Linked DNA regions of Mus musculus: all the other regions are linked to region 2. A link is a loop called in an ENCODE intact Hi-C map of the cell type or tissue named here. Cell type or tissue: left cerebral cortex. All regions are shown on one strand.

What was found. A loop is a pair of places that touch in the nucleus more often than their neighbours do. Peaks named below come from ENCODE experiments on the same cell type or tissue, not always from the same donor. Only the 100,000 strongest peaks of a DNase experiment are listed, where the experiment ranks them.
Region 1: a loop joins it to region 2, with 6 times the contacts of the local background. A loop is called at or near these places in 12 of 42 quality-filtered maps.
Region 3: a loop joins it to region 2, with 6 times the contacts of the local background. A loop is called at or near these places in 9 of 42 quality-filtered maps.

What each region holds. Positions count from the first base shown.
Region 1 is chr17:68,176,137-68,181,136 of GRCm38, forward strand. No RefSeq gene overlaps it. Among named protein-coding and RNA genes, the nearest start is that of Gm36312, 9.0 kb to the right of the region's middle. In left cerebral cortex, CTCF peaks have their summits at 826 (motif pointing right) and 1,889 (motif pointing right); DNase peaks (open chromatin) are centred at 823 and 1,877.
Region 2 is chr17:68,872,761-68,877,760 of GRCm38, forward strand. It overlaps Gm36392 (a long non-coding RNA gene), which reads right to left and starts at 1,509. Exons shown (of 4, transcript XR_876919.2): 1 at 1,290-1,509. In left cerebral cortex, a CTCF peak has its summit at 2,684 (motif pointing left); a DNase peak (open chromatin) is centred at 2,702.
Region 3 is chr17:67,859,282-67,864,281 of GRCm38, forward strand. Arhgap28 (Rho GTPase activating protein 28) reads right to left here. Exons shown (of 18, transcript NM_172964.4): 12 at 1,992-2,074. Among named protein-coding and RNA genes, the nearest start is that of Arhgap28, 140 kb to the right of the region's middle. In left cerebral cortex, a CTCF peak has its summit at 2,704 (motif pointing right); a DNase peak (open chromatin) is centred at 2,712.

The DNA of each region.
Region 1 (5,000 bases), 700 kb before region 2:
CATATGTTCCTGTCCATGCAGATTCCTTTGGATAGAGAGGTCACTTCTCTACCCTGCTTCTCTTCATCCTCCTCCTCCTCATCTTTTTCTCATTCTACTTCTTTATGCAAAAAAATATGTATTTATTCATGTGTCTGAGTGTATACACGCATGTGCACTATGCCTGCACATGTGTATTGGATATATGTGCACTAGTGTGAATGTCTGTGCCTCCATGGAGGCCAAAAGAGAGTGGCAAATTCCTCAGAGATGGGAGTTGGACAGTCCTTTACAGTGAAACTATCTGACTGCATGCTGGGATCTAAACCCTGGACCTCACGGCTGAGCAGCAAGTCCTTAGCCACCGATCCTTCACTCTAGTCTTCTGTGCCACTTCTTCAATGACGTAATCATCTTCTTCCTTCAAAACTCAGTCATCAATAAAACAAGATACACACCAAGAAAATTGTGTTACAGAAGACTATTTAATTTTCACGGGGCGATAGTTCTAGTAGAGCATCAACCGAAAAGACAATTTATAGGTCCATTTTGAATCGAAACAAAACAAAACTATAGTGTATCTATTGCTCCATGATTCTTGCAAGGCAATAAATAGGACTTAATGACTTTTCATATATTAAGTCATGGTGAACTGTGCTTGCCAAGGTGAGGGGACATTCAATGTATGCCACCTCTGTGTAGTTCCCTTTCCACTGTCGAAACACCAGGGCAGGATACCCACTAGATGGTCTGGCTCTCCTTACCCGGGAACACTAATCCATTGGGGTGATTTCAAGGACCCCTGAAAACCAAGGGGAACAGCACTTTAAGGATGTAATTTCCCAGGTGGGCACAAGGGGGAGCAAGATCTCAGAAGCAGTTTGGTAGGCAACCCCAATTGATTGCAGCCCTGTTCTCATTTTGGTTTTGTAGGTCTTAAAAAAAAAAAAAAAAAAAAAAAAAAAAAAAAAAAAAAATCCCGAATGCCAAGATCGCAGTAAATGACTGCAAGGCCAGCAAAGGACAGGACAAGGGAGCACGGCCTAATGAAGCACAACAAAGGCTCAGAAGTTGACCGTAAAATGGGGACCTGTGAGCTCTTGACAGTTTAAACTCAGTCATAAAGACGGTCGATGTGCTTTAGAAAGAGAACACAGACAACTGAACACAAAGCAAGTCACAGATAAAAATGAGAATACAAATGGCAGCAAAATTACAGATATGAATCAAATTCTAGAACTGAAAGATAAAATAATTGACCTGAAAAATTCACTAGAGTAATTTGGCAAAAGGCTCTATCATAGGGACACTGAATGTACAGCGAAGATAAAGAAGACTTGATTAGATAAAATAGTAATAATAATAATAATAATAATAATAATAATAATGGGTCGGTAAATTTGAACATTTTGTTTGAGACCATCAAGTTTTGGGGTGCAGAAAGAGAACAGGAATGAAGAAGGGCAGGCATCTGCAGGCTGCGCTCCTCCATGCATCAAAGGCTTTTTAAATTTTAGGCTTTATATCACAAATAACTGGGCTAGTGCACGTGTTATGAAAGTGTAAGGAGAAAGGGGGAAGGAGGGAACTTACTTGAGAATATGATGGCAGCCAACTTCTCATATTTGAAGGAAGAAATGAACATGCAGGATTGGAGGTAAGTAAACTCAGTTGTAGGATTAGCACCCCCTTGGGGGTGGGGGGCAGGCAGAGAGACAGAGAGAAGGAAGCAGGTAATAAAATATTCACATTTTAGACACAAGAAGAACTCCAGCTATGGTGAAGCCAAAGAACAGTCCTGTGCAAGTTCAGGTAGCCGTCTGAAACCAGTAAGGAGCAGCCAAAGATTAGCTACCAGCACACTGGAGGAAATTTCCTATCAGAGTCCCCTGTGGAAACCTTGTAGGCCAGCAGGGGGCGGAGTGATGAATTCAAACTGCTAAAAGAAAAAGGTCAAACAATATTGTAGTTGTCAGAATTGTCCTTCTGCAACAAAGAGGAGATGGAGGCTTGCCCAGATGAGAAGCTGCTGGAGTTCATTAACAGGAAACTTCTATACAAAATGTTAAATGGGGGTTGGGGGGGAAGAGGGGAGAAAAAGAGAGAGGGGAAGGGGGAGGGAAAGGAGGAGAGGGAAAGGGAAAGGGAGAGAGAGGGGGGAGAGGGAGAGAGAAAGAGAGACAGAGAGAGAGTAAAGGAGAGAGAGAGGGAAGAAGGAGAGAGACAGAGAGAGAGGGAGAGGGAGGGAGGGAGGGAGAGAGAGAGAAAAGAGAGAGACAGAGAGAGGGAAGGAGAGAGACAGAGAGAGGGAGAAGTGTTTTCCTCATTGGTCTTGGTCAATTTGACATAAACCTAGACATAGCTGAGAAGAGAGTCTTCTCTGAGGAGATGCCTCCACAAGGTTGGCCTTTGGCAAACCCAAAGTTGTATAAGAAAGCAGGCTGAGCAAACTATGAAGAACAAGCCAGTAAGCAGTACTGCCCCATGGCCTCTGCTTTAGGTCCCGCCCTGGACTTCCTTCTATAACGGGCCGTGATATGGAAGTGGATAAAGGAGTGAAGCTCACTGAGTTGCTTTCAATCATGGTATTTGACTACAGTGATAGAAACCCTAACTGAGATAGCTGTCGGGAGTGAACGCTTATGGTGGTGGGATGTTTGAGTCAATATGAAAAACCCTGGCTCCATTAAAAAAGAAAAGGAGTCCTTCAGGTTGGAACAGGAGGGTGCAGAAAGAAGCACAAAGTCTTATACAAAAATACTTATATGAGCAAATATGGCAACCTGTATTTTAACTTGAGTCTATAGAATATAAGTGTGAAAAAATAACCCTACAAATCTCGTAATGGGTACAAAATACTTATAAACATTAAAAACATGAGATACAAACAGAGCAGAGAGTTTGTATTTGGTTGAAATTAGGTGATTGTCATTTTTAAGTTCTATGTGTAACTGTATTGTTACTTAGTAGAATGCTACAACTTTGTTTCATGTGATTGGAGTGTCACACAAAAGAAACTATTTACACGTGCACACAAAGCGAAATGAAATACTGATCATGCCCTGTCAATCAAAATCCCCAAACTGGAAAATAATGAACTACAAACAAAATCCTGGGAGGAGGAAGAGAGGCAAAAAGTGTGACACATTAAAAAAAACAAAAACAAAAACAAAAACAAAATCCCTGAAATGAGTAGAATACTCCTTCCCCGTCTATGATTCTATTTTTGATTTTTGAAGACTTATTTATTTTATAGGTATGAGTATTTAGCTTGAACCAAGGGGGTATCTGGTACCCTCAGAGGCCTGAAGAGGGCAGCTCACCTAGAACGGGAGTTAATGATTGTTGTGAGCATGTAGGTGCTGGGAATAGATGCTGGGCCCTCTGAAAAGGCAACTTAACTACAGAACTGTCTGTCTAGCCTCACTGATAACTGTTTCATATAAGTGGATTTATTTCCCAATCAGAAGGTGCAGTGCCATTGAATGAATAAAAACATAGGCTACAACTATTTACCCTTGTCGAGTTTGGTTTCCATTGCTGTTAATAGAACATGGACCAAAATGAGTTTATGGGAGTCAACGGTCTATGTCTGCCTATACTTCTGGGTTATGGTCCAGTGCCAAGGGAAAGGAGAGCAGAAACCAAAGCAATGCTCCTTATTGCTCACTCTCCAACTTGCTCTTTGCCAGCTTTCTTATACAGTGGAGGGCCACCCGCCTAGGGATTGTGCCACCCACAGTGGACTGGCTCACTTACATCAATCAACACGGTTCCTCACAGACCCAACCATAGAGCAATTTGATTGAGGGACTTCTTCAGTTGAGGATCGCCCTGTCCTAGGTAACTCTAGGTTGTGTCAATTTGATAATAAAACTAAAACATGTTAAAAATAAAACACGTCCCAGAGAGTTGTTTTAGAACTACAGGTACACAGGGGAGTAGAGAAATGGAAAGTAACACTCTATGCTCATATCGGACAGAAGAGCAAAATGCCTATGCTAAGAATACACACCCAACCAGAGCATGAGTAGAATGTTTTAAGATGCAAAGAAGGATCCATGTAATCATAAAAAGGTCAGCTCATGAGAAGGTGCAGGAACCATATACCTAACTTCAAAGTGCCTACATATGTGGAAGAATTTTTGGCAGGGTCAGAGAGAAAAAAAGTAGAAAGTAACAGTAATAGCAAGAGATGTCCATACCCTGTTTTAACAATAAATAGAGCAACCAGACTAGAAGTCACTAAAGATGTGAAGGCTTGAACAACACCACTGGATAACTGGATTTACCGGACAAAGAGGAACCCATGCCAGAAGAACCAGACAGGTACAGGAAGTGTTCTTAGCACAGCCACATAAGCAGACCTCAAGACAAGTCTTTACAAGTCCACAGATGCTGTGTCATGCAAAGTATCTTTCCTGGTCATAATGGGATGAGATTATAGATCAATAGTGAAGGAATCCCCAAATATATGGGTGTCAACTTGGATGCATCAGAGAAAAATCATAAGGGGAATTTGGGAAATGCCTTAAGACAAATGAAAGCAAAGACATGGCACAAACAAGCATCAACGTTATTCTTTTTAAGATTCCCACAATGACAAGCCAACTACACAACAAGGAACAGAGATCAAGACCATTCAAACTCTAACAAAAGAAAAAAAATTACAGCAGAGCTCATAGAAATAATGAATGAGAAAACAATAGGAAAACAAAAACCATGAGGAAATGAGATCTGTTTTCCTGGATCAATACAATGGGCAAGTGGTTAGGTGGGGTAAGTGCACAGAGTGGATGAACTAGAAAGCAGCATCACTGCTCCACAGGAAAAGGGATGAGGGAGAAGACTATGCACTGTCACATCAGAGAATTCAGAGACATGAATGCGTTCCTAGAAATGTAACACCTGCCTAGGATGGAGCACAAATACAGAAGCTGAATAGGCTAATAAGCAGCAGAGAAGGAAAAACTCCCCAGCAAAGCAAAGCCCAGGACCAGATGGCTTCACTTGAGAATTCC
Region 2 (5,000 bases):
CCACAGGGGGATTATGGCTAAGAGCGTACAGGCACCACTGAGGCAGTGAACCAGAGCTGGGAAGACTGCAATCAGTTGCTGAATGGGGCTAGCCTTGGAGTGTGGGAACTTGGTGGTTCATTTTTAATATTTCTCACAACATAAATGTTTGCCATCCGGGGACACAAAATCGTGTCCAAGGGAAACAAAATGCACCTGAGATTAAAGACCATCCATCTTTTTTTTTTTTCTGGATCCTCTTTGACTGTTCCCTGAAGCATCATTCACCATATGCCATTGTCTTGATAGTGTTCCCACAGGGCCTGAAATCCCCCCTTCCCTCCATGCTAGATTTGACTGCTTGGTTCTGTGCAGGTAGGTCACCATGGGATGCTGTGAGTTCATGTGTGTGTGTGTCACATCCAAGCTGTGGCCCAAGGATGGCTCTTCACAGCACCCCTCCTTCTATATCCCCTCTAGCTCTTATGGTGTATTGGATCCTTCTTCTAGGATGAGACTTGGGGTACTGGATGGAAATAGCTTAGTTTTTCTTGACTTTCTAGGGTTTGGGGGGTCCCTCAACTTTGGTTCTTTTTCTGCCAGTCATAAACTGTTTTATTTATGTGGGAAAAAATAACTTTACTTTACCCCAGTATTAGTTTGTGTTTGAGTCTCTGTGAGACAAAGTCTGCGGGCACAGCACAGCCTGGGAAGCGGGGGACTCTTGCTCCTTCTCGGAGTACTGGAATCCGAGGCATACAGCCTTGGGCACAGCAACACCCCAACTTTAAACAGACAGCCTCACAGCCTTACAGCGCCGAGCCAGCAGTCAGCTCTCAGCACTTCCGGAACATGTTCCATAGGCTGTCCAGGTGTATTTTTACCATTGGTATCTCTGAAGTTTTCTCGCCCTCCTTGTCTGCTCTATCCTGTTCTCTGTTTCTGCAAACTTGGGATAATTTTTAAATGTTCTATTAAATTCTAGTCTTTCCCCAGTATTCCAATATCCGAAGTCCTTGTGTAGATGGAAGTGGTGCACACTAATGAATTATTCTGCAGTTCTCTTCATGGCAGTTTTCTCACTAGGTGCATGGCGTTTCCATTAACATCATTGGTGGAAAGCAGGGCTTTGCCAAGGCACAAACCCCTGTGCCACCTTCTCCATAACATTTGTGGGTCGCGTTGCTTTGGTTTTTCTCATTTTGTTTGTTGAACTCCCGGCCTCATCGTGTGCTTCTGAAGGCAGCCATCTTTGAAAGGGCATGCATGCCATAACCTACTTGGAAACTAGCAACCAATTAGATCCCTACCTCTTCTTCTTCGAAGAACCTCAGTGGCATGATTGATTGTTGCGGGGCTACATCCATTTCTGAGTCAGCGGTTTTAAAACTGGAATTGGGTCTCTATAACACAAACTCATCCTGACACGGCTGCCATTTCAGATTCAGATGTCAGAACTGGGCTTGGAGTACCCAGCCATGCACTTAAGACTGTGCGGTGAATCTGTACTGATGCCACCCACAGTGCCGATTCCCGAGGCAAGCTTGCTGCCAGCTGACATCACAATAGAAAGCACACAGGGGAAATGACCTTTGCAGCAGCAGCGACCTCCATTCCTCCCCCTCTCTTTCCCTCCTCTCCCTCACTAGAGGACAGAATTATATAAAGATCTTAATTTTAAACTCCAAATGGGAATAAAGCTCTCAAAGCTGAAGGATGCTGCTCCCAGAATCTTAGACTTCTTGGTCAGAAAATTTCAAGACACAAAGAAAAAGAAAACTGAATGTGTCTTTTCAGTAGGAACGGGGCAGTTTTGTCCTGTCTTTTGATGTCCTTATCATGAGATGCACCTTTCTCTTTTCGATGGTCTCTGGATGAATTATTAAACACACTCCTATTGTTCTTCGGCAAGCCTCGTATAGAAAGCAGGGGGGGAAAGCAAAAGTTAAAATATCAAAAATAATGTATTCCAGGCACTGCTCAAAGTACACTCATGCCTTAGATTTTATATATATATATATATTCATCCCTTTTACTTCTGTTGAGAATACAAGGCAATTATCCTCAGCGTTACCTTCAGAAGAACCTGGGAGAGTTTCTGCTGATTGTTTACCTCTGCACTTTCCTTCTGACATCCTGCTAAGCAGAGCACCTGTGTTCCCAAAACCTCAGCAGAAGGTGACTCTGTCAAGTCCTATAGACTATCCACTGCCTTCACAAGCTGTCTGTATTACATAAAGCTCTCCAATGGTGACAGTGTGCAGGAAATGACAAAAAAAACCCAAACATTTCAGGAACCACAATCTGGCCCCCGGGGTTGACACACAGCCTATTAACATGCTGTTGCTTCCTCGCGAGGAGCTGACCACCTGCTGCTATTCCAATTTGGACAATTATTATAACAGCATTGCTAAATAATTGCTTTAATGGAAATGTGAGACAATGTATTTGTGCTATTAGAAACAATCTTCAAGATGTGTAAAACTCATTTGTCCAACAGCCAATAATTCAGAATGAGAGAAAGAATATTTACTACAAGACTTTTATAGCCTTTTCCCAAATCCATTCCTTTGCCCTTACATGTGTAATTGGAAATATGGATATTTTTCATCTATTTTACATCTCCTTGGGATTTTCATTATAGAGTTTAAGTTCTTGGGAAAAAAAATCTTCTAAGTGCTTGGTTTTTCCTTTAGTGCCCTCTACTGGTTTGACTTGCTGACTTTGATACGCTAAAGATTTTTTTGATACACTTGGATTTTGAACTGTGAACATCCTTTACTTGGCCATCTTGCTAAAAGATTTTGTTGCCTAGGAACCTGCTATCCGTCGGCTGAGATCATGGATTCTTCTTGTTTAAGCCCGTGACTTTAAGCCATGGTTTGTACACATTTATTACACTGATCCCCGCTCCATGTCACTATACTGTGTTAAAACTGACAAGCTGACTTTTGCTTCTCTCGGTGATTCCGAAATTCTGGAGAGGTAATGGTAATGTCTAGAAATTCAGCTTCTAAATAGGAAGAGAGTTTGGGTAGCTTAATACGTTGTATGTGGAATTCTTCCTCCAATACCAACCCTTATGCTCACTTGTTGCACTGTTTCACAGGTCGACTTAAGAAGGCAAAGCCATGACCAGCTTTTGCTTTGACTTAACTATTTGCAGGTGCTTGTTCTGCTCTTCTATGTGTCTGATCAACCCCTTCTGAAAACCCAGATGTTCCTTCATTTTATTTACTGTATTACCTCAAATAGAGGCCTCCCGCTAATTAGTCTTCCAGATGGCTTTCCGACGGAGGGGCGTTACTTAAACTCTGCTTGCACCCAGCTTGGAGAGCTACCCTGGGGTTTGCTTGTGTTCTTCTGGCATGCTCCCCATCTCAGTGGTGTGCTGAACACTGGAGCACATCCTCCCTTTTTTCTGCTCACTGATGAGGTATAATTTATGTTGATTCAACTCTTCACAGATTGCCATCTGCCAGCTTTGCTTTTTCCTGATCCCTCGTCCCTTTCCTCTATTGCATTTGGTTATCCTGGCAGAAGCTCAGGTATTGGCATGGAGCAAAGACACTTGTCAACTTATCAACGGCAGAAGTCTCACATGAAACGCACATGCTGCGCAGGCGATTGATTTCTTTTCAATATCAACCATAGTGATGATTCCATTTGGCCTTTCATCATCTAATGCTAGGTAGGAAATCGTATTGCTGCACCTGTTGAGATCTCTGACCTAGAGCTGGATGAAGAAGCACATTGGCATCGATATTTTCCAAATAACCTCTTGGCTGGTATTCACTGCTCCTGTTTATGTTCCCAGGAGCTAGATATTTGGGACCGTCATGGTGTCAGTACCCAGATTCTTGCCGTTTCTCATGGATCATACATCAATTGTAATGAAGACTTCTGTTATCAAAGAGCTGTATTCACATTCTTTTGTAAAAATCTGGACACATCTTTCTACAATCCTGGACTGTAGGAAAATCTCCTTAGTGCCAATTAGGAAGCAGGGGAGTATCATTTAATTAGTAAGAATATTTAAGCATGCTGAAATTTTCCATCAACAGACTAAAGTGAAGCACAAGAACATCTTGATGTTTTCTAGAAATACTTTCCATAAGCCAAGGTTTCTCAGTCTTCACATTATTGGCATCTGGGGACATATGATTTATAATTGTAGAGGCATCCCATTCTGTAGGATGGTTAGCAGCATCCCGAGCTCCTACTTAGGAAGACAGTCGTTTCCTGTTCTCCAGGGTAGGAAGTCTCCAGGAATTATTATGAATTATTATTTATCTTCATATTCTCCCCTGCTGAGAACTACTTATTACAAGAATACTGATGAAAGGAAATACTGAAACATCAGCCATTGCCCAGATCTCCAAGGGGTGATGGTTAACTAACAAATCGCTGCACTGCAAGAAAAATGACAAGAATTAAAACATCACACACACACACACACACACACACACACACACCTCCTACATGGGGAGCAATATGGAAATATTTCATTCAGACTGTATCTCTCCCCAGTACTCAAACTTAGGGCATGGGCTTAGAACCCACCTGTCATATGCTCTCATGTTGTCATTTTGAAAGACTTATTTCTTTCTTGAAGATCAAGAACTGGTGATACTTGCCCTGGGTCACTGGTAGCTTATGCCTGCTTTCAGGACCTCTGATTTAGTGGGCTGATTCTGAGAGTGAAGAGGAGGACACAGACATGTCTCCAGTGGGCTCCAGGTATAGCATGATGCTTAACCCAGAGACTTCTAAATGGGGGCCCACTCATGGCCTGTCTCCATGTGGATATTACTCATTTTCTAGAATCCAGGTCCCTCCACTCCAATGATCCATCAAACTGTAGAGAATGGTCACTGTACCTACAGACAAGCATGGCATTATTAAGTCCATTTTAGTTTTCTGGGAAAGCTTCTCCAGGGGGTATGCTAACCCCCCACAATGACTGTCAGAGATCATGACAAAGTTTCCTTAGTTTTGTGGAATTGAGTATACAATAGAAT
Region 3 (5,000 bases), 1.0 Mb before region 2:
TATAGACATGCCTGTGCCATGTACACACGTGGAGCGCAGAGAACAACTCTCGGGCGCCTGTCGTCTCCTGCCTGGGACCTGGGGACTGAGCTGTAGCAGGCTTGTTTTTTGACAGGGTGCGTGCGTCACGGGAGCTGAGGCTTGCTGATTCAGCTCGGCCGTGTGTCCAGGCGCTGAACAGTCCTGTCTCTTCCTCCATGGTGGTGGGATTACAGACACAAGCAGCTTTCCCTCGGTCGCCGGGGATCAGAACTCAGGCTCTCAGGATTTCCTCAGGACCACTTTATTGACGGATCCATCCCCCTTGCTCCTCGGCCCTACCATAGTCTCTTTGATTAGGACATGTTTAACATGCCTTTTTAATAGATTCCACGTACTTGCGAGTCTATGATTCAGACATTATTCTCAGTAATTGATACTATTTTGTTTCACTCACTATCTGTGTAAACTCTACAAGGCAGATATTTATAACGATCGTACAGGCAGGAAGGAGAGCGGGCTGGGGATGGATGGAACGAAGCAACCGTCCAGCATCAGTCGGTTAAGTGGGGGCACCAAGGATCTGAAGTAAGAAAGCACACTGTCCAACCGTGGTATTCCTGCCTTCCTTATAGCCAGCAGTTCTAATCCGAGCTCCGACATTTTAGAATGGAAAGACAAAAACGGTGCTGTGTGTGTATGTGCGTGTGTGTGCGTGCGCGCATGTGTGAATCAGTGTGCATCATCCCGCGGGCCTTCTCTGAGATGTCACACTAGAAGTGTACAGAATTATTGTCAGTTTTTCTGTCCTTGCACATGGGAAAGGGTGGCCATCTTGGCGGAGACATTTGAAACCAGATGGGGTTTTGTGATAAAATAACATTGTTTGGGGTGGTACCAGAAACAAATTAAGATCTGTAACTTTTGGAAAAAATAGTGAATGATACTAAAAACTGATGCTTGACTGTTTTGCTGGCCCCACCCTTGCACTGAGGGTGTAAGGTAATGCTCTGTTTTATGCCATGGGGGGCATGCTAGATAACCAGGTCCACACTGGCCTTGAACTCCCAACAATCCTCTTGTCTCAGACTCCCAGGGCTAGGGCTACGGGCTATGGACATGCGCCACATGTTTTTTAACTTACTCAAATGTTTCCACTCTTGGAAACCCCCCCCCCCCAAAAAAAAGCATGCAGAAAAAAGCAACATGACATCTCCATCTCCTGCATCCTTTTGACTGGCCTTAAAATTAGGGGCTCTTTCAGCTCATCACACTTCAGTGTCCGTTCAGAGGGTCCAAGTACCTGCCCTGCCTATACCAGCTTTCTAAGAGCATACTCGCCATCAAAACTACAAGAGAGAATCTCGAATTTCGAAGCATACAACAAAGAAACAGGTCTGGAAGTTAGGGAAGGCAGGGAAGAGGAACCACGGGTACAAGTGTATCAGATGCTCTGTAGCTGGTGAGCAGAGAAGTTGCTTCTCTGGGCTTATTTTTTTTTCTCACTCTGAAGAAATGTCTAGACCCTAGCAAGTGATATCTAAACTCCTAAAACTTAGAACTATTTAAATTGTATTTTCTGTGTATGTTCTAAAACGGGACTATTTTAGAAATCTCACACAGTCCAATGGTCTTAGCTGCCCTCCTCAAAGCTCATTAGAATTATTCCCCCAGGCTGGAGCGAGTTCCAGATAGAGCTGTGTTCTTATAAGATACTAACCGCTCTCATTTGCTCCAGACCCTGGTATGATTAAGCCTCTCTTCTTTCTCTTTCTATTCATCACACTTAATCCTGGCATCTGGTTAGTCACTCAGCATCCCTCAGTTACACTGAGGGAACTAAATGTTAATGTTCAGAAAGAGTTCTGGAGTCTCCATCCTTTGTGTCTGCCTCTCTGCAGCATCACGGGGAGGGGAGGGGGGGGCGGCATGCAAGGCGGTGGGGGGCTGCACCATGCAGTTGGCTCTGTAAGCCATCACACTTCTGCTTCCCCCAGACAAGCCCCACTTACCTGCGCTGTGTCCCTGTTGGCATCAGGCAGGGCCATGACCATGAGGTGCAAGGCTTGAAACTGCACTTTGATGTCAGGTCCTCCTAACAAGAAGACAGAAATAATCACACGCTTGAAACCACCCTGATGCGTTCTGACAGCAATCATGCGAACATCTGGTTGCGCAGGAGGGCTCTGACAGCTTAGTGGGAAGGGCCGGGCTTTCAAGCTCAACAATGTCAATTTGTTCATTTGGACAAGAGCCTCAGTCTGTCACCTCCCTTTCCATCCCAGGATGCCTGTTTATAGGCAGGTAGCCAAAAAGACCCTTTAATCATCATAGATTTATAGGACAGTTTCCTTTTCAGGGTGTGTCCGTGGACCCTGCCTTACTCTGTGAATAGAGGACGAGGCTCAATTGGAGAGCAAGTAAGCATTGCGCTCAAGGACACAGCAGCCCGCGGCCACTAAGGACGTATGTTCTAGAGCCAGGTTCGAATCCCGCTCTTAGTACTAAGGCATTCACCCTTTCTGCGTATCCACAGTGCTGGCATGAGGATTACACAAGCTAGTACGCACACAATGTTCAAGCCAGTGCCTAGAAACAGTTGGCATCATACATGTGTGCACATTATATGCTTATATGATCAGTGGCATTTATTCCCTATCTCACATAGACATTGGGGGAAGCGGTTAGTTTGGGAGACTGTGGGGAACGCTACTCCCTAGTGACACAAGGTGGCGCCAGAGGGCTGGCTGCACACTCAGGGAAGTCCATTCACCCAGGATAATGTACAGCCACCCATGCTGAAACTTTAAAGGGCTTTTCTCTCTGTATCCTCTTCCAAATGATCTGCTGGGGAAGAGTTTCTGGAGAAGCTTGGCCTCTGGAGTGCTGGGGAGTTCTCAAGCTGGAGGCCACCTTTACGATCCCTTACAGTCTGGCTGGAGACCATCGGTTGTTAGTAAAAGCACGGAGCAGCCTAGTAAGGGAAACCTCAAATAAAGAACCTACTACAGCAGTGGGCAAGTGTGTGTGTGTGTGTGTGTGTGTGTGTGTGTGTGTGTGTGTGGAGTTGGAGGGGGCTGGCCATATGTGCACACCCCTGTGTGGGAACAGGGGAGGTACATTCACAGTTCCGATCACACGGTCTCAGCGTTACCCACTTGGACTTTAGGAAGCCACGTTGAAGTTTTTAAAAAGAACATGCCATAGACCTAGTTCATGTGGTAAAGGCTAATGCGTGAACACGTGTAAATACCAGGACCTAGGAAGAACCTGTCCAGTACCAAACTCAGATGAGACCTTCTCTTGCCATATGAACTGCAGGCCGAGAGCCCCATCATCAGATGTGATCAATGCTAGAACAGCCCTGAGCGAGAGACAAGAGATGCAGGTGCAAGTGCAGGCATGGAGGTGTGCGGGTATGTAGGGAATGTAGGCGTGCAGGTGTGCAGGTGTGTCGCTGTGTAGCCGTGCAGTTAGGTGTCCAGGTGTGGAAGCTCCGTCCATTTCAGAGAATTATGATGTTCCTGTCTCAATTACAAGTCTGAGTTGGCAAATATTCCATTTTCCTTTTACTGATGGAACTTGGCCATACGCTGTCTCGTGCTAACAGTTTGTGGCTAATTTATTTAACGCGCACTAGTATGGAAGTCCTTCCTCCTGCCTGGAGAACCATCTAGTCCTTTAACTGAACCAGCAAGTTGGAGGCCAAGACTGAAAAGATGCAGTGACTCTGCACATGAGTGGTAAATAATCTGTGCTCTCTGAGTTCCATGTAGTATGAAGAAGGTAGTTCCAACATACACACACGTATACACACACTCACATAGTCACTTATTCGCACCACACACTCACATATTATTACATACTCACTCACATACTCATACACACACAGATACAAATATACACACACATTCACACACATATTTTCACACTCACAAATACACAAAACACACTCTCACAGCACACACACACACTCATATACACCACACACACACACTCACACATACATGCACACTCACATACTCACACTCATATACTCACAGACACAAATACACACACACATCACACACATATTCACACACTCATAAATACACAAAACACACACTCTCACATATTCATACGCTCACACACTCACAGCACACACACTCACACACACACTCAAACACCCCCACACTCACAAAAACATACACAAATACATGCTCACACACGTTCACAAATACACCCCCACACCACACACTCACACCCCCACACATACACACTGTGATGGTTTGTATGTTCTTGGACCAGGGAGTGGCACCATTTGTAGGTGTGGTCTTGTTGGAATAGGTATGACCTGGTTGGAGTAGGTGTGTCACTGTGGGAGTGGGCTTAAGACTCTCACCCCAGTTGCTTGGAAGTCAGTCTTCCACTAGCAGCCTTTGGATGAAGACATAGAACTCTCAGCTCTGCCTGCACCATGCCTGCCTGGATACTGCCATGCTCCCACCTTGATGATAATGGACTGAACCTCTGAACCTGTAAGCCAGCCCCAATTAAATGTTGTGTTTTATAAGACTTGCCTTGGTCATGGTGTCTGTTCACAGCAGTAAAACCCTAACTAAGACACACACCCACACACATACACAGACACATAAATTAAATGCTGAGTCACTGTATCAGTGACTGATAGCATCTTTGGTCTTGTGAAGTGTATGACCTATTTAAACACTGCAGCCAAACACATCATCCGAATAGACTCTAAACTAGCTGTAAATACAAAATAAGAAGAGTATTTATCCATCCTCGAAGACGACCCAGGTCATGAGATGACCCAGGGGCTGGAACTAGCAGACAAGGTTTTAAAGCAGCTCTCAAAGTATGCAAACGATGTAAAAGAAAGTAATGTAGAATGAATGAAAAGACAGAGCCTGCCAACAGGCAAATTAAAATATTTAAAAGCATCCACTGGACCTTCCAGAACTGAAAAACACTATAGTCTCCTTAAAATAGAAAGGTTTCTTCTTTAGCAAATTAAAAAATTA